Linked DNA regions of Mus musculus: regions 2, 3, 4, 5, 6 and 7 are each linked to region 1. Evidence: chromatin loops called from intact Hi-C (ENCODE). Cell type or tissue: heart. All regions are shown on one strand. Region 1 overlaps Pkig (protein kinase inhibitor, gamma). Region 2 holds the start of Serinc3 (serine incorporator 3). Region 3 holds the start of Ccn5 (cellular communication network factor 5). Region 4 has its middle 33 kb from the start of Ccn5. Region 5 holds the start of Ttpal (tocopherol (alpha) transfer protein-like). Region 6 holds the start of Pkig (protein kinase inhibitor, gamma). Region 7 overlaps Hnf4aos (hepatic nuclear factor 4 alpha, opposite strand).

Evidence for each region. Hi-C counts contacts between places; a loop is a spot of excess contacts. Peaks named below come from ENCODE experiments on the same cell type or tissue, not always from the same donor. Only the 100,000 strongest peaks of a DNase experiment are listed, where the experiment ranks them.
Region 2: a loop joins it to region 1, with 4 times the contacts of the local background. A loop is called at or near these places in 17 of 42 quality-filtered maps.
Region 3: it touches region 1 in a loop (2.4-fold over the local background); 2 of 42 quality-filtered maps call a loop at or near these places.
Region 4: it touches region 1 in a loop (2.3-fold over the local background); 2 of 42 quality-filtered maps call a loop at or near these places.
Region 5: a loop joins it to region 1, with 4 times the contacts of the local background. A loop is called at or near these places in 23 of 42 quality-filtered maps.
Region 6: it touches region 1 in a loop (4-fold over the local background); 23 of 42 quality-filtered maps call a loop at or near these places.
Region 7: it touches region 1 in a loop (7-fold over the local background); 26 of 42 quality-filtered maps call a loop at or near these places.

The regions. Positions count from the first base shown.
Region 1 is chr2:163,717,810-163,721,809 of GRCm38, forward strand. Pkig (protein kinase inhibitor, gamma) reads left to right here. Exons shown (of 4, transcript NM_001039391.2): 3 at 3,319-3,492. The coding sequence starts at 3,342. Among named protein-coding and RNA genes, the nearest start is that of Gm16316, 28 kb to the left of the region's middle. In heart, no CTCF peak of the experiment used is centred here; DNase peaks (open chromatin) are centred at 1,302 and 1,512; H3K27ac peaks cover 1,607 bases.
Region 2 is chr2:163,643,711-163,647,710 of GRCm38, forward strand. It overlaps Serinc3 (serine incorporator 3), which reads right to left and starts at 1,433. Exons shown (of 10, transcript NM_012032.4): 1 at 1,288-1,433. The coding sequence starts at 1,326. It overlaps 0610039K10Rik (RIKEN cDNA 0610039K10 gene), which reads left to right and starts at 1,140. Exons shown (of 1, transcript NR_028113.1): 1 at 1,140-2,090. In heart, CTCF peaks have their summits at 423 and 1,546; DNase peaks (open chromatin) are centred at 1,081, 1,441, 2,361 and 2,571; H3K4me3 peaks cover 2,102 bases; H3K27ac peaks cover 2,286 bases.
Region 3 is chr2:163,819,139-163,823,138 of GRCm38, forward strand. It overlaps Ccn5 (cellular communication network factor 5), which reads left to right and starts at 1,696. Exons shown (of 5, transcript NM_016873.2): 1 at 1,696-1,971; 2 at 2,151-2,243. The coding sequence starts at 2,184. In heart, no CTCF peak of the experiment used is centred here; a DNase peak (open chromatin) is centred at 1,653; H3K27me3 peaks cover 2,003 bases.
Region 4 is chr2:163,785,534-163,789,533 of GRCm38, forward strand. No RefSeq gene overlaps it. Among named protein-coding and RNA genes, the nearest start is that of Ccn5, 33 kb to the right of the region's middle. In heart, CTCF peaks have their summits at 2,399 (motif pointing left) and 3,141 (motif pointing right); DNase peaks (open chromatin) are centred at 2,348 and 3,158; H3K27me3 peaks cover 594 bases.
Region 5 is chr2:163,600,549-163,604,548 of GRCm38, forward strand. Ttpal (tocopherol (alpha) transfer protein-like) reads left to right here and starts at 1,766. Exons shown (of 5, transcript NM_181734.3): 1 at 1,766-1,866. In heart, a CTCF peak has its summit at 1,653 (motif pointing right); a DNase peak (open chromatin) is centred at 1,753; H3K4me3 peaks cover 1,469 bases; H3K27ac peaks cover 1,557 bases.
Region 6 is chr2:163,656,418-163,660,417 of GRCm38, forward strand. Pkig (protein kinase inhibitor, gamma) reads left to right here and starts at 1,969. Exons shown (of 4, transcript NM_001039391.2): 1 at 1,969-2,075. In heart, a CTCF peak has its summit at 2,027; DNase peaks (open chromatin) are centred at 1,984 and 2,674; H3K4me3 peaks cover 1,861 bases; H3K27ac peaks cover 1,978 bases.
Region 7 is chr2:163,533,225-163,537,224 of GRCm38, forward strand. The region is part of intron 1 of Hnf4aos (hepatic nuclear factor 4 alpha, opposite strand); the gene reads right to left. It also overlaps a transcript of Hnf4a not described here. Among named protein-coding and RNA genes, the nearest start is that of Hnf4aos, 6.5 kb to the right of the region's middle. In heart, a CTCF peak has its summit at 1,859 (motif pointing right); a DNase peak (open chromatin) is centred at 1,927; H3K4me3 peaks cover 638 bases; H3K27ac peaks cover 400 bases; H3K27me3 peaks cover 2,125 bases.

The DNA.
Region 1 (4,000 bases):
CAGTTGCCTAGCATGCAGAAGGCCTTGGGTCACATCTCCAGCACTAATAATAATAATAATAATAAAAACAAAGCCATTTCCCAAAAGAAGATTGAAAAGGTAAGTCAGGTATGGTACATATTATCTCAGCAGTTGGGAAATAGAGGCTGGAAGATCAGGAGTTTAAGGCCAGCCTTGTTTATGTTTTGAGTTCAAAGCCAGCTTGGGTTGCATGAGACCCAGTCTCAAAAATGTAGAGTAATATTATATATATATATGTATATATATATACACACTTAAAAATCAATCTTGCTGGCTCTGGTGGCCTGGTGCACACTGGTAGGATTTGTTGGAGGATGTGGAGGCAGGAGGATCCTGAGTTTGAGGAAAGCCAGACTGTAGTAGCTCATACCTTTAATCCCAGCACCTGGGAGGCAGAGGCAGGTGGATCTCTAAGTTTGAGGCCAGCCTGGTCTACAGAGTGAGTTCCAGGACAGCCAGGGCTACACAGAGAAGAAGTTTTGAAAAACAAACAAACAAACAAACAAACAAACAAAAAAGTTACTCATATATGACTATATGATTTTATTTCACTTCCAGCATAAATGAACATTTTCTCATGCTTGTCTGTCTGTCTGTTGGGATGGCATCTTGCTATGTACCTCAGGCTAGCCGGACCCAAGGTCATCCTCCCTTGGCATCAAGTAGCTGTAATTCTAGGCCTAGGCTACCATAGTGTGAAGAATACAGTCATGGAAGACAGTAAATTTGAGTGTTTGTGTGTTGAGCTGGAAACTCCCCAGAGCTGTGTTTGGAGCCATGGTCCCTAAGGATGAATGAAGATGGGTGCTTTCCAGGATTGGGTTTGGGACTTGGCAGTGCCAACAGCATCAGCTTTCTGCCAGGGTGGCTCAAAGGTCAGACATAGCAAGAGCAAGTTTAAAGCCCTAGGGAGTCTGTCCTAGTGAGAGGCCAGCAGGTGGCTTAGCAGGTAATTCATCTTCTGGTGTCAGATCCTGGAGAGAGCAACAACGGTGGAGCACTCCGGCAGTCAGAGCCTTCCCTGCAGTCCCTGGGGTCACTCTGTCATCCCACAGATAGGGAATGGAGGAGAGGATGGGTGGGTGGGCAGGTGGGCGGGTGAAAAGCTGTGTGATCCAGGTGTATTTATAGCGCACTCCTCTGTAGCAGGTGCCGAGCCCAGCATCTTGGAAGGAAGCAGCAGAGTGGGTTTGGCTCAGCTGCCAAGATCAGGCCTCTCAGTCTGGTGCAGTGACAATCCAGACACAAATCTCTTTTCATGGAACTGACGTTCTCGATGGAAAAGAGCTGAGCAAAGAGGCTACAGCAGATGGTGTGGGCTACCCAGGGTTTGACCCACCCCATGGGCAGCTGGTGTCACCTGGGGAAACATCTGAGCCTAGGAAGCACATGGACTGGCCTGAGACCTTTCCAAGTCAAGTTATAAAGTTACACACACACAGTGCTTATCTACGGGGTGGGGCCATTGAGAGTGATGGACGTGAGCAAGTGCCTGGTGACTGTCCTCACCACTCTTTGTGCTGCAGTCTCATCATTGTAGAGTGTCATCACCATTGCAACAGGCTCTGCCGAGGCTTTGAACAGTTTCCCCAGAGGAAGGGGAGGCAGTGTGAGCAGCAGAAGGAACCACCTCCAGGAGTTCGCTCTGGTCTCCCCACACACTAAGAAAGACAGGCAGGGAGCGCCATCTGCTGGGTGCAGAGGGCACTTCCTTACACAGAATTTTGCTTCTGCCTCATTTGGAAACCCAAAGAGGGGCAGGGTCTTTGCTTGAGAGAATTGGCTATGAAATCTAATGTATGGTCTGGTCCCTGGATAATTACCGAGTTCCTTCCTTAGAATCATGGTTCTCTTCACTCTAGACTATTGTCCCCCACAGGGACATTCCTGGTCTCACGCCTTTGTTCCCTCTCCAGCCTCTTCCATGTGCCCTCCCCACCATCCCATTGGAGGGCTCATGGGAGCTTGAAGCCAGCAGGGACTTAATGAACCCTTGAATGGTTGCTTTCCATCCATCTGGCGTCCCAAATGCTTCCCTCTGGGTCCCATTTCAATAGCCACACCTCCTCTTACCACCTGACTTAAGTCAGAAACCAAAACTCCCTGTCAGACAGAAGCTGCCCACATATTTGTTTTCCAGGTTGTGTCTAGGATCCAGCTAGGTGTCTGCTTGGTCCCTGTTGCGTTCTCACCTCTGACCTCCCCAGAAGCCTAACCTAACCCATCCACAGCTGTCTTCATGGTCTTACCTAAACCCCTCCAGGGTGTGTCTTCCCTGCCACTGTCCCTCATGTGTGTCCTTTCTGCTCTGCTCCACCCCATCTTCCTTCCTCAGAGCCTCAGTACCCGCCTGTTCCCTTCCTTAGGGCCTCCTTGTACCCCCATTCCTTCTTCCTGCCTTTTTTTTTCTTTTTATAATTTTTGCCTCTCTTCATTTTATAATTTTACTTGAGACATGGTCTCATTCTTTTATCCCAGAGCTCACTATTCAACTGTGTAGCTCAGACTGGCCTCGAGCTCACAACAGTCCTCCTGCCTGAGTCTCTTCAGTGCTGGAGCTTCAGGTGGAAGCTACCATGCCCAGATTCTTTCCGTACATCCTTGCCTATTGGCTGATGTGCTGCTTTCCATCTTGGGTCCTGGCCATCCCTCTAGCGCCCTTGAAGCCCTGAACACGCAGTCATGAGCTAAGTGACCCAGTGTGCAGTGAACTCTAAGCTCTGTGAGGTGGGAGCGATGCCGGCTTGCTGTGCTCCCATGTGGGGCAAGCTGCTCAGGAGCTGGACTTTGAATCAAGATGGAATGCATGGTCTTACATGTTTTCACATTTATCTTGCTGTATGTGTGTGTGTGTGTTTACACAAGGTACACAGTGCAGGTGTGAAGGTCATAAAAGAATGTGCAGGAGTTCATTCTGTCAGGCACATGGTGTCTGGGGCTTAGTGGCAAGCACCTTTACCCACTGAGCCATCTTCCTGACCCTCTTGCATGTCTTATCTCTCTGTCCTCCCTCCTTTCCGCTCTCCCTCCTCTCCTCCCTCCCCCCCCCCCTTTTTTTTTTGTTTCTTAATTTTAAAAATAAAACAGGGTCTCTCTATGCAGCCTTCGCTGTCCTATAACTGATTAGGTAGACCAGGCTAGCCTAGAGCCACAGAGCTCTGTCTCCCAAGTGCTAAGATTAAAGTCATGTACCACCATGCCTGACTTCATGTTCGTTCTGTAAGACGTGAGTAGAAGTTGTCTAACTGTGGCGTTACAAAGGACGTCAGTGTCTCACTTCTGCTCCTATCCCAACAGGCCTGAGGAGCGATGAGACAGGCATGATGGAAGTCGAGTCCTCCTACTCGGACTTCATCTCCTGCGACCGGACAGGCCGTCGGAATGCAGTCCCTGACATCCAGGGTGACTCGGAGGCCGTGAGTGTGCGGAAGCTCGCTGGAGACATGGGCGAGCTCGCACTTGAGGGAGCAGGTCAGAGCTAGTGCCCCCACATCCTGGTGGGCAGCTGGGGAGGTAGTTTGCCAGCTCTGGTGAGCCTCCAGACCCTACACCTTCCTCAGGGAAGCAGCTGCATCTAAATTGGGGCTGTTTGCGACTGTTGGCAGAGCCCAGCCAATGTCTAAGATAGAGAGTGCCAGTGTCCTGGTTCTAAGGGCTCTGATGAGTAGCTGGGGCCTTTCCCCTTTTCCCTGCCCCAACTCCAACAAATCCTGTTAGATCTCTGTAATGGATCCTAACTCCCAGTGCTCCATGCCTTAGCTTCTCCACATCTGCACAGCCACCATGTTTACCTGCTGTTCACTTGGACTTCATGCCCTTCCTGCACAGCAGACAGCAGGATTAGTTAGCCTGTCCTGTCCTGTCAGCCTTCTGCCCCAGACTCTATGGTAACATCTCAGAGCCAAGCTACTCTTCAGTGCTCCCCAGGAGTCATGCCCTGCTGGCTAGCCTGCCTGGCCTTGGGGTCCATCCACACCCT
Region 2 (4,000 bases), 74 kb before region 1:
AAGGCAAAAATTAAACACGTACAAAAGTCCTTTGAAATCTTTAATCCAGACTGGACTGGAGGTGTAGCTGGAGGAGCTCTCAGAGATAAGCTTTGGACAAACAAGGTCCTGGGTGCAATCTTAAACACCCAGAATGACCAAAGAGATTGCCTAAAAAATAAAGGCATACAGTGGGTATCTGCATGATTTGGCTCCCTGATATTCTGTCCCCCTTTTTTGGCGTGGGATGGGAGATGGGGGTGGATAGTGGCAATTGGAGACTAAACCCACAGCCTCTAAAAACCTACCCATAAACTGTAATTTGCACCTCCCTGTTTTGAGACAGGGTCTCAAAACAAATAACAAATGATCTGCCATGGCCCTCCACAGCCTTTAATTTCGTACTCTTCTCTCATTCCACTCTGGTATCCTAACCCCCTACTGGGTAAAAACTGAATTAACAATATATGCAAGGAGTTTCTAGATATGAACACCTGGATAGGATATTTTCAAATTATGGTTTTAAACCAGGAGGAGAAAAATATACAAGATATCTTCGACATTACTTCTGCCCTGAGACATGCCATTGACATGAGCAGAGCCTGAGTCCTTGGTTCATTACATCAGCTCGGGAAGGAGAAAACAATTAGGCACTGTGGTTCAAGCTACCAAGTTCCTCTGAGGCAGATTTGTTAGATTATTCCTTAGGTTAAAGAGATCCTAAAATTAACTTCTAAAAACGTTTTACCATTGACAAGGGGAATCGGACTAATTTCTTTACTTTATCCTCACAACAGTTCTGGAGGAGAGGAATGCTAGGGTGTTTAATTCGAAAATATTTAGGCCGCGGGGCTTCTAATTAAACGCCTTTTGCTCGCGACCTGCAGCAGGGCTGACTTAAAAGCCCCGCTCCCAACCCCACTCAGTAGCGCTGGCATATGCCGAACTATGAAGAAAAATGACTACAGTGGCCCTAAATTCCCTGACGCCATCCTCTAGCCACTCAGGAACCCGCGCCGTGGAACCTCGGCGTCGCCTGGCCGCGGGAACCCTGGGTCCGGAAGGCTGGCGGGGGCGGGGCGTCGAAATTGTAAACAATGGCGGTCCGGCCTCCCGCGACCCTCCGCCCACAGCGAGAGCCAGCCGAGCCGCCGCACCCCGACTCCGGGACGACGGCTACCGGGCCTGGACCCTGGGCCTGCCCGCTCCTCTCTGTTAGCCTCAGAGAGTGGAGGGTCCGCCTCGGGCGGCCCGACACCCACCCCCTGCGCGCCTCAGGCCCCGGACGGCCGAGGCCTCGGGACTCACCCAGCTGGCGAGGGAGAAGACGCCGAGGACGGCCCCCATGGTGACGCCGGGGCCGAGACCGACCGCTCCGAGCGGATCCTAACTGCTGACTGAGGCGTCGCCTCAGAAACGCGACGGATCCTCAAGCCGGAAACAGGGCCCGCCCTTCGCAGGACGCCCAGTTTACGTCATTGGGTGGCCCCGCCCACGGAGGGGGAGAAGGCGGAGCCTAAGACTGCTGGGGTGGCAGAGGACGTAGAGGGTTCGTGGCATACAACTCCGGGCTCGCTTGGGGCGCTGGTGGTCAGAGGCAACATAAAGGTGCAGAAAGACAGCATGTTCCCTACGAACTGCACTTATCCTCGGAAGAAGCTACATCCGAATTAAATAAAGATCCTACAGACTGTTAAGTCGTGGCTGGGCAGTACTTTGTGATTATTGAGAGATGGAATGTTGGCAAACTCAGAGGCAAACAGGCTATGTTGGGCCATTCAATAATCAGTTAGCATCTGTAATCCCAGAACTAAAGAGGATGAGGCTGGAGGATCAGGAGTTCAAAACTATCCTGTGCTACATAGAGTTTCAGACGAACAAAAAAGCCACTCTTCTTACCCCACACCCTACCGGAAACTTCTCCAGCCTTGTCTCCCCTTCCCCTTTCCCCCTTCCTCTTTTCCCCTGCCCCCCTTTCCCCCTGCCCCCTCCCTCCGCGGGGGTCAGTCTGCTGGCCAGGTTCAGCTCACTACTTTCCCTGTCCTAGACTCTTCCCGATGCCTCTGGCTGTACTCGTTCTCATATCTATAATAAAAATTTTCTCCTCAGCCATACCTTGGAGCAGTCATGTCCTCATTTTGTTGGGAACAAGCAAAAGAAACTTATGCTAAGTACTACCGTTTTCGTTTTCTAAATTCAAGGTCTCAGGCCCTGGGGGAGCTGGGGACTTTACCAACAGCTCAGCAACCTCGGTTGAAAACAATTGTCTGAGTCCAGATATTTCAGGGACAACTTCCCCTCCTTGAAGGCCGGGCCAAACAAGGTCCTGCTCCGAATGCCTACCCCACTTGTCCAAATGTTTTCTTGTCTGTTAACCAGTAAAGAATATAGAAACTACTGTTATCTGAGCCAACATGCATAAGTTATAAAAACCTATAACCATTGCCTGTTATGCACTAATTGACTACATGCAGCTCGCCCACTCCTCTGTTCCCTTATCATTCTAAAATTCCGGGCCAGAGTCCAGAAGACTTGACTCCAAGAGCTGAATTAATGACCTTGAAGCCAGGTGCCCAGGATACAGCCCAGTCTCCAATAGGTACCCATAATATCAAAATACAATTAGATAATACTGAGGCTCCCCACTACCCCCTGCTTTGGGTTCCCATCCCTTAAAAATGTACAGATCCCAGCCAGGCGGTGGTGGTGCACGCCTTTAATCCCAGCACTTGGGAGGCAGGGGCAGGAGGATTTCTGAGTTTGAGGCCAGCCTGGTCTACAGAGTGAGTTCCAGGACAGCCAGGGCTACACTGAGAAACCCTGTCTCGAAAAACCAAAAAAAAAAAAAAAAAAAAAAAAAAAAAAAAAAAAAGTACAGATCCCAAACTGGCCGGCTCCCTGCATGCTTAGAAAATAAAGCTTTCAGTTTTAAGCTTATCTCTGGAAATGAGTTTTCTTTTTTCTGGCTTCCACCCAGAAACCAACAATTTCACTCAATAAGTAATATGAGATGGTATATACAGGAGGATTTTTTTTTCAGTAGAAGTTTATTCAAGGGCTGAGGATTGTAGTTCAATTGGTAGAGTGCTTGTCTAGTATTTGAACTCCACCTCTACGTAAGCCAGGCCTGGTGACCAATATACACCTTGTACTTGGCCTGAAGCGGTCGGAGGATAAGAAGGTCAAGGTTGGGCTGGGCTTGGTGGTATACACCTAGGATCCTTGTGCTTGGCCTATAGAGGGAGTGGCCAAGCCATCTCTGTCAACAGGGTCTCTAGGGAGGGATCAAGGATTGAAGAAACAGAGGATGAGACAGCAACACTATAACATGACTCCAGTCACTATAACATGAAAAAAAAAAAACCCCAGGTTTGATTTTTTTCCCATCTGCTTATTTATTTATTTATTTATTTATCTATCTATCTACACTCCAGATTTTATTCCCCCTCCCCACCCTCAACTGTTCCACATCCCATACCTCCTCCCTACCTCCCTGTCTCCAAGAGGCTGTCCCCACCCTCTACCCTACCTGACCTCTAAACTCCCTGGGGGCCTCCAGTCTCTTGAGGGTTAGGTGCTATCATCTGTAATTGAACACAAACCCCGGGGGTCCTCTGCTGTATGTGTGTTGGGGGATTCATATCAGCCGGGTGTGTGCTACTTGTTGTTTGGTGGTCCAGTGTTTGAGAGATCTTGGGGGGTCCAGATTAATTGAGACTGCTGGTCCTCCTACAGGGTAGTGCTCCTCCTCAGCTTCGTTCAGCCTTCCCTAATTCAACCACAGGGGTCAGAAGCTTCTGTCCATCGGTTGGATGAAAAGATCTGCATCTGACTCTTTCAGCTGCTTGTTGGGTCTTCTGGAGTGTGGTCATGCTAGCTCCCTTTTTGTGAGCGCTCCATAGCCTCAGTAATAGTATAAGGCCTTGGGACCTCCCCTTGAGCTGGGTCCCACTTTGGGCCTGTCGCTGGACCTTCTTTTCCTCAGGTCTGCTTTTATACCATTCTAGGTACAAAGAATGTG
Region 3 (4,000 bases), 100 kb after region 1:
CAGGAAGCTAGCCACATAGCCTTGCCTGGCTGCCAAGCTGAGCACATCACTGTCTTACACAAACTCAGGTCTTGGAGATAGTGGCAGGAGATAGACAATTATCAGTGTGGACGTTGTGTAGGTCTGTCTGAGAGAGTTTCCGTGCGGCCATGGAGCGGGTGAGCACCCAAGACAGGGTGTCAAGTCTGGCTCAGAGTTGACTGCGTACCAACAGCCGTCCATTCACCACTTCAGCGTGCCAGCCCCAAAACTCAGCGGCGTCTCACTCCACACCTGCCTGATTCAGGTCCTGTGTGCCGTACCTCTGCCCACGCTACCTAACCAAATGACTGCGGTCTGCCTTTCCAGTCTCGCTGGTGTCATGCCTGCGTGTGGCATAGTCTAGTCTCGATAAACATAGAAAGGATCAAGCAGGGAACTACAGACAGCAAGGACCCAAGGTGGCCATGCCATTTCTCCCTCAGGCCCTCAGGTCATATAGACTTATTTGCTAGATATTTGTCTTCTACCCACAGTGGTAGGCAGAGTCTGTATGTGACTCGGAGGGAGCATATAGCCTCCAGGTTTGTTTTCTTTTGAGATAGGGGCTTGCTTTGTAGCCCAGGCTAGCCCCCTGTGATCTGGGCTCATGGGTGTGTTGCACTGTAACTGGTGGAGGTGTTGGGAGCCACAGCCTTCTCTAAGCACCTAAGACCCTGTTTCTGACTTTATCCCAGAATCAACCGCCCCCCCCCCAAGATGTCCCGCCTTCTATTTCCTGCCTCAGCTCATTGGCCAATCAGCCTTTTATTGACAGATGATGCTTCTACATATAACACAGCAGATGTCTCTACACCCTGATTTTTTTTAAAAAGATTTATTTATTTAAGTATTTTATGTATATGGGTACACTGTTGCAGTCTTCAGACACACCAGAAGAGGGCATCGGATTCCATTACAGATGGTTGTGAGCCACCATGTGGTTGCTAGGAATTGAACTCGGGATCTCTGGAAGAGCAGTCAGTGCTCTTAACCACTGAGCCATCTCTCCAGCCCTACACCCTGATCTTTAAATCCCATGTCCTTCTACCCAACACTCGTTGATAGGACCTTAGGGACATCCCCTGTACCCAATGGATACAGTTGGTGATGTGAATCCTGTGTTTTATTCTCTGCGTATTCCTGCCCAGTCCAGTGCCCAGGAAGCCACATGCCCACTAGATACCTTCTGTACTGAGTATGCCAGGCTACTATGTTAGGTCCCTCCTCCAGACATTTGATCATGCTGTTCCCTCTGGAACATTCTACCGCAGAGCCTTGTTAGCTTTCAGAATTGGCATCTCCCTCAGAAGTTGTATCTCACTCTTTGTCTGAACAAGGGAGGGGGTCCTTACACTTTTCATTACTACCCCATGCCCCAGGCTCTGGTCCCCAGGTCTGTGCTGTGTCTCCAGGTCTGCAGAACCCCTCAGAGCTGGTAGAATCCAACAAAGACAATTTTGCTCAGTCAGATCAGCAGAGACCAGCAAGTGCCAGCACACAGTAGGCTCAGTCTGCTTAGGCTTGGCCACCCTAGGCCACCTTCAGAGCCCAGGAGGATAGGGAGGCTCTTGGTTGCCAAGAGCAGACAGGCTGCCAGGGAAGCTCTGCTCTGGGTCACACCCACCTCTGGGTGGCTGCCAGTCTCCCTGCCAGAAACCACAGGCTGGGTCTGGGCTGCCCAGAGCTTGAGCTTCAGGGCTCAGGACACCGTGGGTCAGATCTGCAGAGCATTTGACAGACGCTCCTGATCTCCAGAGGACCCCGGGCTGGGACAGGGGCCTTGGCGAGGCTGCAGCTGCTGTGGCAGTAGCTTGGGATGGAGGTCTTTCTTGCTGGGAACTGAGGAGCTGAGAGGCTCCTGTCAGGCTCCTGTCCTAAACTCTTGGCACTTGCGGTGGCTTGGGCTTCACACACTGTCAGACACCTTCTTGGTGGCCTCCTCGGCCTCAGGTAACTGGGCTTATTCCTGGGACTATGGAAACCGGTGTAAGGACTATAAATGTGTGTGTGTGTGTGTGTGTGTGTGTCTGTCTGTCTGTCTGTCTGTCGTTTTCTCTTTCTCTGTATGCACCTAGAAGGAACCTCATTCCCTCCAGAACATAAAAAAAGACTCGGGTCTTGCTTCCCAGGTTTGAAGCTGGCTCCACAAGGGACACGGTGACATGAGGGGCAACCCACTGATCCATCTTCTGGCCATTTCCTTCCTCTGCATTCTCTCAATGGTAAGGCATCCTGGTCTTGAATGACAGCAGAATTCTGGGTGGTGGGACAGATATATGGTCACAACTTAGAACTCTTGGAAAGACCCTATACTGGATACAGTCTGGTCTCTGTGCCCAGGCTTGCTTCCCTCTCTGGGCATGCAAGTTCGGCTGTGTGACCTCAGACAAGTGTCCTACCCTTTCTGAGCTTCAGCCTCAGTTGAATGGGTACAATGTTCATGAAGCTTCTGGGGAGACCACTAAGGAGAACTGCATCCACAGAAGATAGCATAGGTCCTGGACCTAGATGAGTGTCTAAAAGAGGACAGTGGGATCCTCCAGTGTCATAGAAACTAAAACAAATGTGAGTGCTGTGTAGCTCTGAACCAGGACAGAGGTTGATGCTGGGGTCTGATTGCAAAGTACAGTCCATGAGGGTACAACATGCTAGCCCTCAGGCAGTCAGTGACCTCTGGCCCTGGTCAGAGAGAGCAGGAGACATCTCTGTGGCAAATGTCCTTGTCCCTTGGTTCACATTGGGCATCTTTTAATTGGCTTGTGAGTAGTTCCGTTTGCACATTTATAACAGTCTTATAACAAATTGTCCTGTTTTGATCAAAGGAGACTCAGAGAGGGTAAGCAATGTGCCCAAAGCCACACAGCAAAGAAAAAGAACAATAGAAGAGTTGCATGGTGGAGCCTGGGGCAGACATAGGTGTGTCTGGAGGAAACCCTAGTCTGTGTCTCTCTACCCTAACCTGAGCAATACCTCACACTAAATGTTAAGTTCCCAGTATCACCGAGTTAAGGCCTTGAGCCAATGCAGTGTTGAGTATAAACATCTCCCTCCCTGGGACCAACTGGCTTCCAGTCTTGAAAGGTGTTGAGCAGAACATGGTGCTGGAGAGGGTAGCTTGGGTGGTCTCCTGGGCCCCGGGAGGGGAGGGTTCTGAAGGGCTGAGGAAGAGCTGCCCTAGATTGGCCACTGGTGTGACATTTATGAAGCCATTCTTTCCTGGTCCTGGGAAGTTGATTGGCATCTGGGATGTAGTCATGGAGAGGACCTGAGGCCACAGCCTTCCCGGGGGATGGAATTCTGGATCTTCCAGGCAGGCTGTGGGCTCCAGGCTCTGGACTGGGGCAGGAGGAAGGAACCTGGAAACAGCGAAGCGATGTTGATCAGGGTCTGACAGCGACCAGAGACTTAGTTACTTAGTCTGGGGAGACCAAAGCAAGTGAGACAGCTTGAATATGGGGACAGAATGGCTAGCAAAGGTGGAGGAGAGGAGGATGCCAGAGGGGCTGCTGCTTCCATAGGCTAAGCAAGAGCACCTGCCCTGCCTACTTACTGTCCTTGAACTGAGGACAGAGGCTGAGGCTGAGGTTCAGGTGCTAACGGAGTCCCTGGGGGAACAGCAGGCTCAAGAGTTAAGTGCGGGCTCTGCCTTCCCACCAAGCTGAATTCTCATCTTGTCCCACTGCTTTCCAGATATTTATCACTTGATTTTGACCTGCTTTGTCCTCACTGTTTTGGAGTTTATTCTGAAACAATGTGTCACTCTGTAGCCCAGGCTGGCCTGGAACTCACTATGTAGCTCAGGCTAACTTCAAAATTCTTCTGCCTCAGTCTCCCAAGGGTTATTTCATCATCTTTAAGTCAGACACGAAGCCCATACCTCGTAGGAAAGGGCTAAAGGGAAAGCTTGTGCACACAGCACTCAACGTAAGGGTATCATTAGTGGCTTTTCTTGGAGTCAGGACCTGAAGAAGCCAGAAAC
Region 4 (4,000 bases), 68 kb after region 1:
GACCTGCTTGAGCTCCAGTCCTGACTTCCTTTGGTGATGAACAGCAACATGGAAGTATAAGCCGAATAAACCCTTTCCTCCCCAACTTGCTTCTTGGTCATGATGTTTGTGCAGGAATAGAAACTCTGACTAAGACACCTATCTATGACAAAACACCCGGCAGAAACAACTCAGAGGAAAGATACGGCTTCAGAGGGTCAAGTCCACTGTGGTGGGGCGGAGCTGGCAGGGCTGAGCAGCTCCTCCGGGAGCACGGAGAGGAGAAATGCTATGCTCCCACTGCCTGGGGCTCCCCCATTGTGGGATGCTTCCACCCACACTCACAGTGAGCTTCCCACTTCTGTTGGTCCTCTCTGGAAAGGCCCCCAGCTGTGCCTCCTATCCAAGTGAGTCTGTCACATTTAGGGACGGCAGGAAAAGTGACAGTCCAGTGGTAAATGTTGACCTGATGGAAAGCCACAGGAGTAAATATGACATTCCTCTACCTACAATCAGTAGTGTACTAGCTAGTTTTGTGTCAACTTGACACAGCTGGAGTTATCACAGAGAAAGGAGCTTCAGTTGAGGAAATGACTCCATGAGATGCAATTGTAAGGCATTTTCTCAATTAGTGATCAAGGGGGAAAGGCCCCTTGTGGGTGGGACCATCTCAGGGCTGGTAGTCTTGGTTCTATAAGAAAGCAGGCTGAGCAAGCCAGGTGAGGCAAGCCAGTAAAGAACATCCCTCCATGGCCTCTGCATCAGCTCCTGCTCCCTGACCTGCTTGAGTTCCAGTCCTGACTTCCTTTGGTGATGAACAGCAGCATGGAAGTGTAAGCCGAATAAACCCTTTCCTCCCCAACTTGCTTCTTGGTCATGATGTTTGTGCAGGAATAGAAACCCTGACTAAGACAAATAGCTTTTCTTTTCTTTCAGAATAATATGTGTGTGTGTGTGTGTATGTGTATTCATTTTTGACAAATAATTTTCATTGCCAATCTACCATTGTTAGGGATGAAAATCCAACAGATTCCTAACAGGCAAGTTGAAAAACCAATAATAAACAACAACAATAAACTGACTCTAAGGCAAGGTGGTGTGTAAAAACACCTTAACGGGTGAGGGAACAAGGCAAAAACGCAAACACAAATAATTAAGATGCAAAACAAAATAAATGTTAAATGAAAAACTGTCTCATGTGAGAAAAAAATACAACCATAAACCAAAACTCTCAACACTTGGTTGGGTCCAGCACGTGGGAGGTAGAGGTTCCAAATCCCAGGCCAGAAACAAAACAAAACAAAACAAAAATCCCAAATGGGCATGATGGGGCCAGGGGGATCAGGAGTTGGAGGTCACCCTTAGCTACGTTAAGTCTGGGGCTATCCTAGGGTACATGAGCCCTCTCAGTAAAAGAAAAAAGAAAGCTGCAGCCAAACATCTGGAGAGTTGGGAGTCAGGTATAGCCCTGCAGAGTCTGAAAATGGCCCTCTCTATAGATTCAGGAACCCATGGTGATTGGTTCATTGTGTGACTTGCCATCTCCACCTTGGTACCCAGGTTTCCAGGTAGAGACTGAGAGCTTCCTCTAGACTGCCAGAGCTGCCAGCATCCTGGGGACGTCAGCGTCTAAGGAGGACTGCCTCTGGACCCTGAGCTTGTGACACTAATAAAGGCAGCTGTGCTCCCTGACCGGAGGGAAGGTCTCCTCTGGACACTGTAGGAATGCTGGGCTCTCCGTCCTTGCTTCAGGCAGCGGTGATGAAATATCTTGTAATGGTGGAATGGGAGGCTGGGCTGGATTCCTGCTTGTATCTGCATCAAAGGAGCCAAGTCTCAACGTGCCCTTTCAGGTGAAGCCTGGTTGGTGGCCAGGGCCTTACAAGCCTCACCACCAGGCTAGGGATAGGAAAACATTTGGAAGTGTTTCATTAGCTCTAATTGCTGCTCCCAGCTGTAGCTTGATGTTGATAACCTTGGACATGACAGGTGAGGATACAGAGGTTCCTTGACTATATCCCAGGGCAGGTGTTGATACGTATATTGCATAGCAAAGGAAGCCTAGGCTCAGAGAGGTCTAGGCACCCATACAGACAAATGTGAAGAGCTGGCTTCAGAGGTCAGCTCTTTGCCCACACCCAGTGCCCCAGGCAGTGGTATGCAGCCAGGGAGAGGACTTGTGCGCTCTGGACTTGATGAGCCAGCAGCCTTCTGAGCTCCGGAGTTCAGAAAACTTATATGGATTAGTGCAACCAATCCTCATCACTTGTGGCTGGCTCAAGGGACATGGGACAGTTACTGTATCCTTGGCCACTAAGAGCCACTTCTGAGCCAGAAAGGAAGCTATGCTGATTGTGCCCATGAGGACATTCTAGCTAGAGCAGGGCAGGTTAGTGATGTCTAGGGGGCCCTCTAGTGGTCAAGAGAGCAAAGCTCTCACTACTTCCAAGCTGGGAGTCCAGGTTCAGATCAAAATTATAACAACCCCATTAGGCAAGAGCTGAACGTCAAAGAGAATCAGGCCCCATGGTAGGGGTCAGACAATGTCAGATACACTCCTCTCACCCAGCGCCTCCAAAAAACCATGGCAGTGGGCTTCACTGGGTACCCTTGGGAAGCAAGAGTGTTTGCACTACCAAGTGTCCTCTGCTCCTGGAGAGGGTGAGACTAGTGCCGCAGATGTCACTGAATGGATATGGTGTGCCTTACCTGAAGTTGGGGGAGAGGCCAAGCCCCTGCTGGCTTGGGCATGGGGAAGAGTTAGTTATACAGGTGCGAACATATCTGTATCCCTCTTGTCTATGCCCTTTGCTGGACAGTGAAGGGGCCATTCCACAGAATAGGAAACTGGGGTCTAAACACTTGGTGGATAACTGTGGGGTCATGGAAGTACAGCCATCCATCTGTCTCCTTTCCCATCTTTGGACTCTTGCCTTCAGAATGCCAGCAACCCCAGGCATCCTGTGGCTTGCCCTGGCTATCCATCACATCCTCTAAATATGCCACCGCCTAAACACTCACCCCACAAGCCTGTGAGTGGCAAGAAAGGTCATTTCCATTTGACAAACAGTTGATGCTGCTTACCTGGACTCTAGAGACCCTCTACTGGGATCCCAGCTGCCCCAGGCTCCCTGCTATCCAGGTCAGTATTGTGAAACTCACTTTGACCAGCAGGGGGTGGCATGTACTCAGAGATAACACCCAGTATCCAGCATTATGTCCGGCAGAATCCACAGGCTGGTGAAGTACCAAGCCTTCACCCATCCCAGGCTCCAAGAGGGCCTGAGGAGCAAGGAGAGAGGTGCACACAAGTGAAAGGCAAGCTGATGGTCCACAGCCAGACGATGCCATGCCTGCGAACACAAAAAAGACTCCACCTTGTAAGAGATCTGTATGTTAGCCCTGTTCTGCCCAGGTGGTGTGTTTAACCAGCAGGCAGAGCTACCCAGGATGGGATGGACGAAGGCTGATAAGCTTGGGAACCGAATATTCAGCATGTAATGGCTGCCCAAGTGTTATTAGACGCGTTCTCACGACCGGCCAGGAAGAACACCACAGACCAGAATCTTCTGCGGCAAAGCTTTATTCTTACATCTTCAGGAGCCAGGGTGCAGGAAGCAAGAGAGCAAGAAGCAAGAGAGAGAGAAAACGAAACCCCGTCCCTCTTAAGGAGCATTCTCCTTCGCCTCGGACGTGTCACTCCTTGATTGGCTGCAGCCCATCGGCCGAGTTGACGTCACGGGGAAGGCAGAGCACAAGTAGTCATAAGATACCCTTGGCACATGCGCAGATTATTTGTTTACCACTTAGAACACAGCTGTCAGCGCCATCTTGTAACGGCGAATGTGGGCGCGGCTCCCAACATCTCCCCCTATCCTTTTAATAAGAGCAAATAGGCCACCCATATTAATGAGAGTGGAGATAGAGGTCAAATCCCCAGTGTGTAGGTAAAGGAGCCATGTACAGGATTAGCTCTTAGGCTCACAGGCTTTTACCCAGAGCAACCCTGACCTGCTCCCGT
Region 5 (4,000 bases), 120 kb before region 1:
TGGCCAGCTGACCTCAAACGCAGCTGAGGTTAAAGGCGTGCATCACGATGCCCAAATTTCTCAAATATTTGAACATGACTTTTGTAAGAGACATGAGCATTCACACTTATGATTCCAGGACTTCCAAATGTGACACAGAAGGATTGTGGACTTGAAGTCAGCCTAGATTACATCAAGTTCTCTCTCTCTCTCTCTCTCTCTCTCTCTCTCACTCACACACACACACAAAGAGAGAGAGAAAGAGAGAGAGAAAGAGAGAGAGGGAGAGAGAACACAGAGGGGGTATTCAGGACTCAGTCAGTTGCCGTTGTGACAACAGAAGCAAGATGTCGGAGTGATGTGGGGAAGACCATGGACCAAATAATACCAGTAGCTCAGTAGCTTCTGCAAGTTGGAAAAGAGAACCAGTACCCAGAGAGACAGCAGCCTTCCCAGCTCCCCGGTGTCTTTAGCAAAGCAACAAAATACATTTGTGTTATTTGAAGTCACTATGTAGTAATTTGTTATAAATGGAACAGGAAACTAACACTTAGATTTGGGCGGGGGGGGGGCGCGGACGGGGGACAGGACACCTATTTAAATGTGAGTTTCTGAGAAACAAACATTTCTAAAGTATGTGTCCCAAATGTTACATAAGGAACCTAGTCTTAAAAATAGACCTTTGTTTATCTGAAATTCAAATTTAACTGAGAGTTCTATATTTTATTTGGCAGCCTAGAAGCTGGTGACTGGAGAGAAGGGAGGACTGCAAGTCTCATGACTTGTAACCTGGGGTGGCGGCACACACTCACTGTCTCAGAAGACAAGGCGCAAGAGTCATGAGTTGGGGGCCAGCTGGTCTACAAAGGCACCCTCTATTAAAAACAAACAAAACAGATAAACATAACTCAGAATTCCCAGGGTACCTCGAACCCCTCTCACATATTTAGTTTGACATCTGGCAAAATCCATTGTGTCCTTATGTCCTTGAAGGTCACTTCCCACCACTCTAGGACTCCACTTATTCATAAGGTAGGGAAAGGATGAGGGACTTAAGGTTATCCCTTTGAATATGACATTTTCTTAGACCGACGAAATTTCTCTCTAGAAATGGTCTGTTGTCCTTATTCTACCTAAAAGAGATTTGCCTCGAAATTACAGTTGCACAAACCATGGGTATGTGTGGTGAGGCTAGTAAATGGGTCAGATGTGGAGTTAATAAACTCCTTTTCAAACTACTGCTGTCTCGAGACAACATTGTGAGCCCCAGAGCAGGAAACAAGTAGTTTCTGAGTCGGGGTCCAGGGCAAGAATCGTTATTCACGAAGAAATAGAGGCGAAGAGGCTAGTGCACTTGGCCAAAGCGGCTCAGCTGATGGCATACTGACACAGGCAGCCAGTCCAGACATCAGCTGAGGACAGAGTAGTTCTGCAAATGATAAGCCTGAGGTCTAGGTCTGAAGCTGGTTTCTGCATTGATTTGCCGCTTCTCTAGAGGTCACAGCAGGCAGGGGGATTGAAAAAAAAAAATATATATATATATATAAAATGAAAATAAATAAATAAAAAGACAATTTAATGAGAAAATGATGTAGAACACTAGGCATATGGCAGTGTGTTCCAGCTTCCCTCCCCGAGGCCTCAGTTTCCCCACCCGAAACCCAACTCAGCTGCACAGCCGGGGCCACCAGGTGGTGTCAAGCCCCAAGTCAGCACTACAAAGTTCACTCATGCGCATTCCCGGATGGGCGCCGCCTACACGCGGCTCGAGCGTCACTTCCGGCGCGAGGGCCGGGCCGGCCGGCCGGGGAGTGCGGGTCTGTTCTGCGCGCGCTGCCAGCCGAGGCTCCTGCCGCCGTGACCCGCGCTCCGCCCGCCGCCGGGCTGGTGAGTGCCCACGAGCCCGGGTGTGCGCCGAGGGGCCAGAGATAGGGACCGGAGAGGGCGAGATCGCCGGAAGTGGGCCAGAGGGGCGGGAGACCCCAGGAAATGGGGACACCTGGGGAGGGGGCGAAGACCGGAAGTAGGGGCCTTGGGACGCTGTCAGCGGCTCGCAGGTCTCTGGGGCTCCGAGAGAGATGGCTTCCTGCCTCCTGTTGTTGTGGACGAGAGGGGATGCCCCGGAGAGAGAGATGGCTCCAGGTGGGGAGGGTGTCAGGCTTTATTTCCTGTCCATCACGTCGTTGTCGAGGCTGACAGCCACTGCTGAGCCCTTGGGGATACAGCAGGAAGCTGCAGGTGGAAGATAGAGATGATGAGACCAGGGTGGGGCTTGACCCTTCTTCGCTCTGCCTCACTGGACAGGGCTTGCCGTACTTCCCCTGATGTTGACGGAGTGCTGTCGCGAGCCGGCACTGGGTCTTGTGGTGACTCCACAGGCAAGTTCTCTGGCCTGTAGTGATGATTCACATTGTAGGAGGTCAGTTCCCTCCTTTGTAAAGTGGCAACTGACGATAATCAGCACGCTCAGTTATTGTGAAGATGAAATGTGGAGCCGACAGTGTAGTTCAGTGGGAGAGTGGTGCCTTGCATGTGCAAGGCCCTGGGGTTTATCTCCAGCAACAAATGCCCAGGAAGAAATAAAGAAACAGATGTACAATGGGGAGCTTGATTCAAAGCAGAACCCTCAGCCTGTAGGACCTCTTTGCATCAGTCCATGATGTAAACCGCACGAGGCAAGGCGTTATTGTTTTCTGCTGTGTCCCTAGCATCTGTCAGCACAGTGCCTGACAGGTACAGGAGGCCATCAGTAATTCTTTGATAAATGACTGGGTGGGAACTGACCCAGAAGAGTTCCTTGTAGACACCTGTGACACTAAGTAAAAGTTTCTAAAGACGAATAGGAACCCAGGGCTGTAGAAACCTGGAGGAACTCACCCTGAGGAAGGGGGCGGGGGGGGGGGGGGATGGAGCGGGGATTTACAGACTAGATCCCATCGCAGTTGGGCCTTGGCAGCTAACATGGAGAGAAGCCTTCATGCAGAGAGTGTCAGATGTGTGAGATAGTCTAAGAATGTGGATTATTAGTTTGTCCTCCCTGGTAAATGGAGGAGAGAAAGGAGAGGGCCTTTGGGGCTAGTTCTATAGTCTGTGGCACCGCGGTCAATCTCAGGCAATGAATTAGGATTCTAGGCACCTACCTGTTGGAAACAAGTTGCCATGGAAACAGCCCAGGGCAGATCCCGTGAGATCAAGATTGTCCCATCCCTTGCTCAGCACACCTCTGTAAAAGTACATTAAAATAAAATATTTATGATGTGGGACCTATATGTCTTATAGCTTTTTAGGTGCTACATTCAGGTTAATGCACAAGACCTGACTATCACACACTGATTACCTACACACATGTCAAGAATGGGAGATGTGCTAGTCCACAGAGCTCACACCCAAGCAGCTCAGACAGTCAGGAGTCAGTTCACATACACTGTCCCCTCTCACCTGGATTGGTGAACTTTCTACACCAGTGGTTCCCAACCTGTGGGTCGCGATTCACAAAGAGCATTGGAAAATACAGATGCTGACATTGTGATTCATAACTAGCAAAATGATGAAGTAGCAATCGAAACACTTTGATGGCTGGGGTAACCGCAACATGAGCTGTATTAAAGGGTCACAGTGGTAGGGTGAGAACCTCGGCTCTAGGTCATCACTTCCCTGCGGTACATGTTTAAGATGAAAGTTACTTCTCACTGGTACTTTCTGCGATGTGTAGGTGCTCATGGCATGGTACACACCTGGAGCTCAGAGGTCAGCCTTGAGTCGGTTCTCTCCACTTTTACAGGGGTTTTGTAGATTTTGGAAAGTTCATTTCTATGGTTTGAACTCAGCCAGGCTGGGGCTTCAGGTGGGCCCGCCATTCCACACCCCTCATGCATACATGAGACAACCGAGTGGTCCTTTTGAGTAGAAATCGGATCATGTCAAACCAGCTCTGCCTTTCCTCTCTCAGCACAAAAATTTGAGGTTCTCACTGGCCTACAGCGTCCTGACCACTACCCGCCAGTAGGCCTCTGAATTCATC
Region 6 (4,000 bases), 61 kb before region 1:
TGGTCTCTCTCTTCCCTGCACTGGGATTATAAGCAGATGACATCACACTCAGCTTTTTATATGAATGCTGGAGATCTGAACTCAGGTCCTCATGTTTGCACTTTACCAACTGAGCTATCCCCTCAGAAAAAAATCTTATCCCAAGCTTTCGATCACAGTTTCAGTGTCCAAGTGAGCATGCTCAGATCAGAGTCTGATCTCTGTTTTTTTTTAAAAAGATATTTAAAAAATTCTTTTTATTTCATTTCATTTCTTTTTCATTAATTTATTTATTCACTTTACATCCTGGTAATAGCCCTCTCCCTCCTCTCTTCCCAGTCTCACCCTCCTCTTCCTCTCCCCATTATCTTCTCTTCCCTTCTCTTCAGAGAAGGGAAAGCCCTCTTTGTATACCAACCAGCCCTGGAACACCAAGTCACAGCAGGTGCTAAGTATATCCTCTCCCGCCGCGTGTGGGAAGCCCCACCAGGCAATCCAGCTAGGGGAAGGAGATCCAATGGCAGGCAGCAGAGTCAGAGACAGCCCATGCTCCAGTTGTTTGGGGACCCACATGATGACCAAGCTGCACATCTGCGACAAATGTGTAGGGGAATTTTATTTTATGTGTATGAATGTTTCGTCTACATGCATGTCTGTGCACCATGTATGTGCCTGGTGCCCACAGAGGCCAGAGGACATAAAAATCCCCTGAAACTGGAGCTACAGACAGCTGTTAGGTATCATGCAGTTGCTGGGAATTGAAACAGGGTTTTCTGGGAGTGTGATAGGTCCTCTTAACCACATAGCCCCAAGTTAGTGATATGTTTGTTTGTTTGTTTGTTTGTTTCGAGACCGGGTTTCTCTGTGTAGCCCTGGCTGTCCTGGAAGAAACCACTCTCTCAGTCATTAATGACACTTTCCATTTCCCCTGAGTGGTCTAGCTTGTGTGACAATTTATATGTGACTCTCCTATAATAACTAAGGAACTTAAGGTGTACCAAGAACTCCTTAAATAGCTTAAGAAGCCATTCTGACCTAAAATGCAGGAGAATCCTAGGGGCCTACAGGCCTTCCCTATGTGAGACAAGAAGAGGAAACAGGACATTGCTTCTGTGAGGTAGTCAACCCCTTTGCTCTGGCTTCTGTAAACCTGCTTATGGCTCTGGGACTGGGATGAGGCGGACCCTTTCCCTCTGTACAGTGGGATGAGAAACAACTGAGAGGAGGAAAGCCAGTTCTTCCCCCAGCTGTGGGTTCCACCAAGCATGAGATAACTGTGATGCCCACTGCTGATGTCCATCTTTGTAAACCCTTCCTTTAGCCACTCCTTGGCAAGGCAATCTTTTGATTTGGCTCTAAGGCTGCCATCCAAGGCTGTGATTCTGTTAGTGGTAGCAATCAACTGATTTAATCTGAATTCAGATTTAGTCTAATTCATAGTTTTTCCCCCAAGTGGATACGAGCTCCACACCAGCTAGGAGCACCCTTTGAACTTAGGGTCCCTTATATTTGCAGGATTTCCCCCAGGAAACCTAATTGCTGAATATGAATTAATTATTTCCCATGCTGAAATTAATTCTGGTGTTTAAATTTTCGTGCCCCCCCCCCCAAAAAAAAACAAAAACAAAAAACTTTTACTTTTTTGCCACACCCCTTCGTTTCAGAGATTATGACAGAGGAATTTGTCACTCCACATCAATTTTTCTAGTCTTTATTTTCAGTCAGAGGGCTGGGCTTGTAGCTCAGTAATAGAGCATGTGTACCACCATCAAAAAAGTAATTAAAAAAAAAAAAGCTACATCTGGTGGCATAAACATCCGAGGGACAAGCCCTCACCTAGAGCCTCGATGGCCTCCATGCTCATCTTTCACTGGCCACCTCTCTGGAGAGCTAAGACCCCAGCCTCAGGACCGCTTTCCTTCCTCCGCCCATTGCTCCCAGTCGCGTCCCTTCCCGGCCGCCGTAGAGCAAGCGACGCGGGAGTTCGGCAGTCGCGTCGCCTAGGCAACGGCTCGGCGGCGGGCTGCGGGCGCCAGGCGGCCCCGGGGAGGCGCTCGCGCCGGCGGCCGGGGCTCTACGAGGCGACAAGGCGGCAGGTAAGCGGCGGTAGAGCGGGTGAACGTGACCCGGAGAGGAGCGGTCCGCCGGGCGACCGGCGAGGAACGGGTCGCGGGGACGCCAGGCAAGGACAGAGGGCCGGACCTTTGTCCCTTGGGCCCGCGAGCTGGCGCCTGCGACGCCCTCTGACCCCGGCCGAGTTCGGGTGGGTGCGCTTTCCGCTTTTATTCCTATGTATCTCTGGAGCCTCACTCGAAAGTTTTCCTTTTAAATAGTAATTTTTAAAAAGCTCCTATTTTATGAGGGTTGGTCGCGGAGTAGCTAGGAACTGAAGAGAACGTCTGCGTGTGTCGCTCTTCGTTGGTGGTGGTGGTGGGAGGTCGGCGAGATCGGACTTATTTCTGAGTCAGTTTTCTCACCTGCACAATGGGGATAATAATACCTGTCTTATAAGATGATCAAAACGTGTTTTTATATTTAAAATCCTCACTACATGGGCGCTTTTCTTGTTACTACTACGAGGAGCATCATTGAGTATTTATTGAGAACCAGGGCCTGGGCTGATCGCCAGCGGTTTAAAAAAAAAAAAAAGTGAATGAGACGTCTTGTCCTTAGGGAACTCCACTCCTGCCCGTAGGAAACTGACCTATGGACTGGTTTTTGGTGTAATTTGAGCTATGGTTTTACACGTACAGGAAGCTGAATGCAGTGGAGGCTGTTGTAGACCTTCAGAGGTGATCAGAGAGAGAGGATTACACTAGAAGGTTACTTCCAAAAGGAGGTATGTAGCTTGCCTTTTGTCTTGGCCAGAAGACTAGTCTGGTGTGTGTGCCTAGTGTTAGGAAAACGGTGCCTTGAGGAGACAGCCAAACTTCTAGAGACTCTCCCAAGAATTTCAGGCTGGAAGGGAGTCCAAAAGGTAGCAAGAGTGTCTACTTGATGTTTGAAGGATAAGCCTCGGCTCTTCTTGACAGACTTTTTTTAGGGTCGGAGGTGGCGTTATGGGTAAAGTTTTAGGATGTTTGCTTTTTATTTTTTGTGAACCCTCAAGGGATTTGTTTGTTTTAATACAGGATTTTGTGGCCTACAGTCTGGTCTTGATTAATGCTGCTGTGTAGCTGAGGCTTTGCCTTGAACTCCTGACTCTCATGTCTCTGCTCCTGAGTTTGTGAGCTTGCAGAGGCGTCTAATTAGAAGCGGGTGAGCGTGTGCGCATGCGCTTCCGCGATTCTATGCGCGCCCTTGATCAGAAGTAGACCTCTCACCCTCTTTGGTCTCCTTGCTATTATTTTTTGCTTTGCAGCCAGTTCTTTATGGCGATTCAAAACAAAAAAAAAAACAGATATTGACAATTATCTTAGACCTTTTTTTCATTATTAAAACTACATACTCGCTTTAGCAAGATTAGAGGTTTCGGGGCAGGCGAGATGGCTCAGTGGTTAAGAGCACCGACTGATCTTCTGAAGGTTCTGAGTTCAAATCCCAGCAATCATCTGTAATGAGATACGATGCCCTCTTCTGGTGTGTCTGAAGACAGCTACAGTGTACTTACATATAACAATAAATCTTTAAAAAGAGAGAGAGAGAAGAGGTTTCTTTAGCTTACAGTTCTGGAGATTCTTGGAGCCCACTTCTGACCATGTTCTTTTTATGGCAGAGTCCTGAGAGGGCTCAGCTTGTTGAGCATATCACAAGATGGGGAGTTCAAGGGTTCCTCTTTTTGTGATGTGGGGGTCGAAGAGACCCTTGTCCACAGCAGGCAGGGGTACTGCCTCAGAGCTGTTTACCCATGACCTTCTCTCAGGCAGTTCCAGGATCCAGTTACAACCTCTGACCTTATCTGATGCTGCCTTCTTCCTCTGGACACTATGTCAGTGTGGTTTCCCCTGTCTTCACTCACCATCTGAAGCAGAAATGTCAGCATGTGAACCCTTGGGACGTGCACACAAACTACATCTAACCC
Region 7 (4,000 bases), 180 kb before region 1:
AAAGCATTTGCCACCATGCCCCGACTAAATACTTTATGATTCTCAGGCTGTTTACTTCACTCTGCAAAAAACCCTCTCTTGTAATATAGAGTTGTTTTCACTAATTGTCAACTATCTACTAGACACTTAATGACGTTCTCTTCATGTATGCATGTGTCGGGGAAGGGTGTTACACAATGATCACATGGAGGTCAAAGGGCAGGGGTCACCTCTCCTCCTTCCACCGTGTAGGTCCTGGGGATTGCATCCGGGTCATCAGGCTGAGAGGCAAGCACGTTTACCTGATGAGCTCACGGTCCGCATCCCCAACAATTTCTCCTCGAAGGCCTCTTCAGCACACTACCAAATTCCCATTAGTTGCCTCTTCTTTGTTTCATTTGGACCTGTTCAAGGTTTGGGGTGTACCTTGAGGAATGCAGCCAGCGGGCATCTCCACATGGGGGGGGGGGCTGGAGAAATGTAAGTAGATTATCTCCAAGTAGCTGAACACGGGGCCATTTCCAGTTGACGTTCTGGAAAGACGGGGCAGAGACAGAGAATGCAGGTTGAGGAAGTTACAGAACTCACACACTGTGTGGGAGAGCGGCCAGCCTGGAGCAGAAGATCTAGTCTCACACCAGGGTGTGGCAACAATAGTTAGCAGAAAGGGGATGTGCAAAGGCCCTGAGACAGGAAGGAGAAAGGGAGGAAAGAGATGAGGTTGGAGCCGTGGGATACAGCGACAACATCTCTGTGGCAGGAGTCTTGTGAGCTTTATAAATGGCACTTCTCTTTATAATGGCATTCTCTTCCTTAAATGTGTATGTGTGCATGTATGTATGCACTGGGAAGGGTGTTCTACAGTGATCACGTGGAGGTCACGTGGAGTCGCTTCTTTCCTTCCACCATGTGAGGCCTGGGGATTGAATTCAGGTCATCAGGCTGAGAGGCAAGGCCACTGTAAAAGTTTAATGAGGGAAGAGATCGGACTCAAGGTATATTTGCGCATGATCATGGCCCGGCTTCGGGTGAAGAGTAGATGGCACAGGAGCAGAGTGGGCAAGGAAGTGTTGTGCACAGATTTCTCCTGGCTTCCAGAAACATGGTGATTGCGCTCAAGTTGGCTGTAGTGGAGCAGGGGAAACATCCTAGCTACTGTCAGGGATAGCGTAAACTGAGGCACTTTTTTTTTAAATGAAGATGGAGGTAGATATGTCATGTGGTGATGGTGGTGGTGGTGGTGATGTTAAAGAACGTGGGAACAGAATAAGTCATCCTACTGGACAAAGCTTCCAGTGTGTTTAACATGAGCCTAATTAACAGAGCTAATTTCACTCATATCTCCATGCTAACTCTATTTTTTATTTAAATATTAGCGCACATGTGTATGTGTGCATGTGTGTGTGAATATGCGAATGTTTGTGTGCATTTATTTGTGGCGCGTGTGTTGGAGCCATGGAGGCCAGAAGAGGGCATCAGATCCCCTGGAGGTACTGCTGTGAGCTATCCCATAGGTGCCGGGAACCCATCTAGGGTTCTCTGCAAGTAAGCGCTGTTCACCACCGAGCCTTCTCTACAGCTTCCATATCAACTTTTATGATGAGGGAGTGGTATTTAATGTTATGAATACCATTCTAAATGATGGTGTGTGCAAATAAAGGCTTTCGTTTGATGCCAGCACAAGCCTGGGAACTTCCTCAAAGCCGCCCGCACACTGGCTCCTGGGGCTGGAGCCTGAACTTTCGGAAATGCAGAATAGATTTTTTTTTTTTTTTAAATCTTGCATTCTGGTTGATGCAGTGGCAGCGGGCTGTGACTAGATTACAGTATGGCCTCCTGGGATGTACGTGAAGTACGAGTCTTGAGCGCCAGTTCCCACGTTGGCCACTAGGAGGAGCCCTCGAAGGCCAAATCGCTATGCTGGATGCGTTCAGAGGAAGATTTGCTGAGCTAGTTTCTGTAGCCCTGAGAGGAGCCGCACTCGCAGGACGCGACAGGGGTGGGCCAGAAGAGGATATCAGGACGCTGAGCTCTGTTAGGTGGCCACGCTTCTCTGCGCAGCTCCTTTGGCCCCTTTCCTCTGGCTCTCTGCCCCGCTGAGGACATTGGCTGACCTGGAGGGTGGGACCACGGGTTTACGCTGGATTGCAAAGGCTCAGATCCAAGGTGCAAAAATGCACATTCTAGCAAGTGACTCAACAGCCAGCAGCCCCCTGCCCGTCCCTCACTAAGTACCATGCACATTAAGCTTATCCTAACAACGCCTCACTGGGGTGTAAAATTGTCTCCTCGTAGGAGAGGGCCACCTTATCCAGAGGCCGGGCCCCCTGACCACGAGGTGCTGTCATCTCTCTCGGCTTCCTTGTTCTGGGCAGCTGGTCACTATTTAAAATTTACTTCTCTTTTTAATTTACCTCCCTTACTGCCTGATATGCCAGGCTGAGAATGCGGTTGCCAGACACAGCCTCAGCTCTCCGTTACATCTGGGATGGGATAAACCATACCCTTCCTTAACCTTTTTTTTTTTTTTTAATTTATTGTGAGTGTGAGGGTGTATGGGTGGCCACAGGCTCCTGGGGAGGTCAGAGATAACTTGTCGGGTGGGTTCCTAAGCCACCAGAGTCAGGCTAGGGGACAGATGCCTTTACCTGCTGAGCCATCCCTTATTTTTTAAGTATGAGTATGTCATTATTGAGGATATACTTATGCTACAAAGTACAATATGGTTGTCTGAAGTTACAGTTCCACTGGATGTTTTTATTTTCGTTGCTGACTACAATCCTGTAAGGGAAGGCTCTCGCCCCCTGTCTTCCTTGCTCAGTCTTCCGCCTCCACAGTAACGGTGCTGATAAGTCAAAATGCTTGGGTGGGTGGATTCCTTCAATTCTTCACTCATTTATTCAGGCAACGTATTTACTTTAAGCACCTGTTGGATCCCTGAAAAACCATGGTAGGCAGGCAGTCCAAAGGAGGAGGCAGTCACCATGACAGACACTATGGTAAATATAGTGTATATGCTCTGGGGGGCTGGGAAGGAACAGGGGAGGAGGAGTCCTTAACCCCTCCTAGGTCATCAAGACTTTTCCTGGAGAAAAGCAACCGAAATGAGACACGGAGCCCGACAGGCCTGTCAGAGAGCAGGGCTGGGCTGTGGGGTCCTGTAGGCGGCTGGGGAGGGAGTGTGAAGTGTTATCAGACCATCATTCACACTCACTGGGTGGGTTTATTCACTTCCAGACCCCTGAGGGAAGCCAGGGCAGCTTTGCTGTACTCGTATATGGGGAAACTGAGGCCTGGAAAGAGAAGTGCCTGGCTTGGGCTAGACTGGGAAGGGAAGGTAGAGCTTCCAGCTCAAATCCTACAGACTTGGAAGGGAGCCTTGAACTCTGCTAGAAAAGCTACTTTGCTGATGACCAAGGCCCCCAAAAGAGAGCAAGGAACCTGGGGCTCAAGAGGAGAACAGGACTCTCTCTACCAGTGTGGCTGGCTCCCAGCTTAGCAGGAGAACATGAAGAGACAGCAAGAGGTCTTTGCAGGTCCCCAAGTGCAGCCTCTGTGCCTCTCACGCCTATCTAGGTTGGGCCTTCAGGCCCCTTGTTGAGGCCTATAGCTGATTACTCCCATGGGTCCTGGGAAGGTCTTTGGTCTCCATGGTGACCACTTCCCAATGTCCCCGAAATCTCATTGTGACCAGTATTAAGGGATTAACTCGCCAGCAGCCCTCACAGGGTCTTGGGTACCAGAGTGGCAGCAGGAAGTGGTTCAAGGATGAAGAGCTTGCCCACCGTGTGTGACCCCATAGGACCAGGAGGAGGATGTCGGACAGGGGCCAGGGGTTCCTGCAGATCACATCAGGTATGCTCTTGAGTTCACGTCTGTCCAGAAGGGAGCCCAGGGAGGTAGAAGAGAGACCAGGGACTCAGGGGGAAGCTTAGAATTCAGGGCATGTGGAGATCTTTAGTCTCAGTCCCCAACTCAGCCCAGAAGGACAAGTCTGGAGGACATTTGATCAATATATATA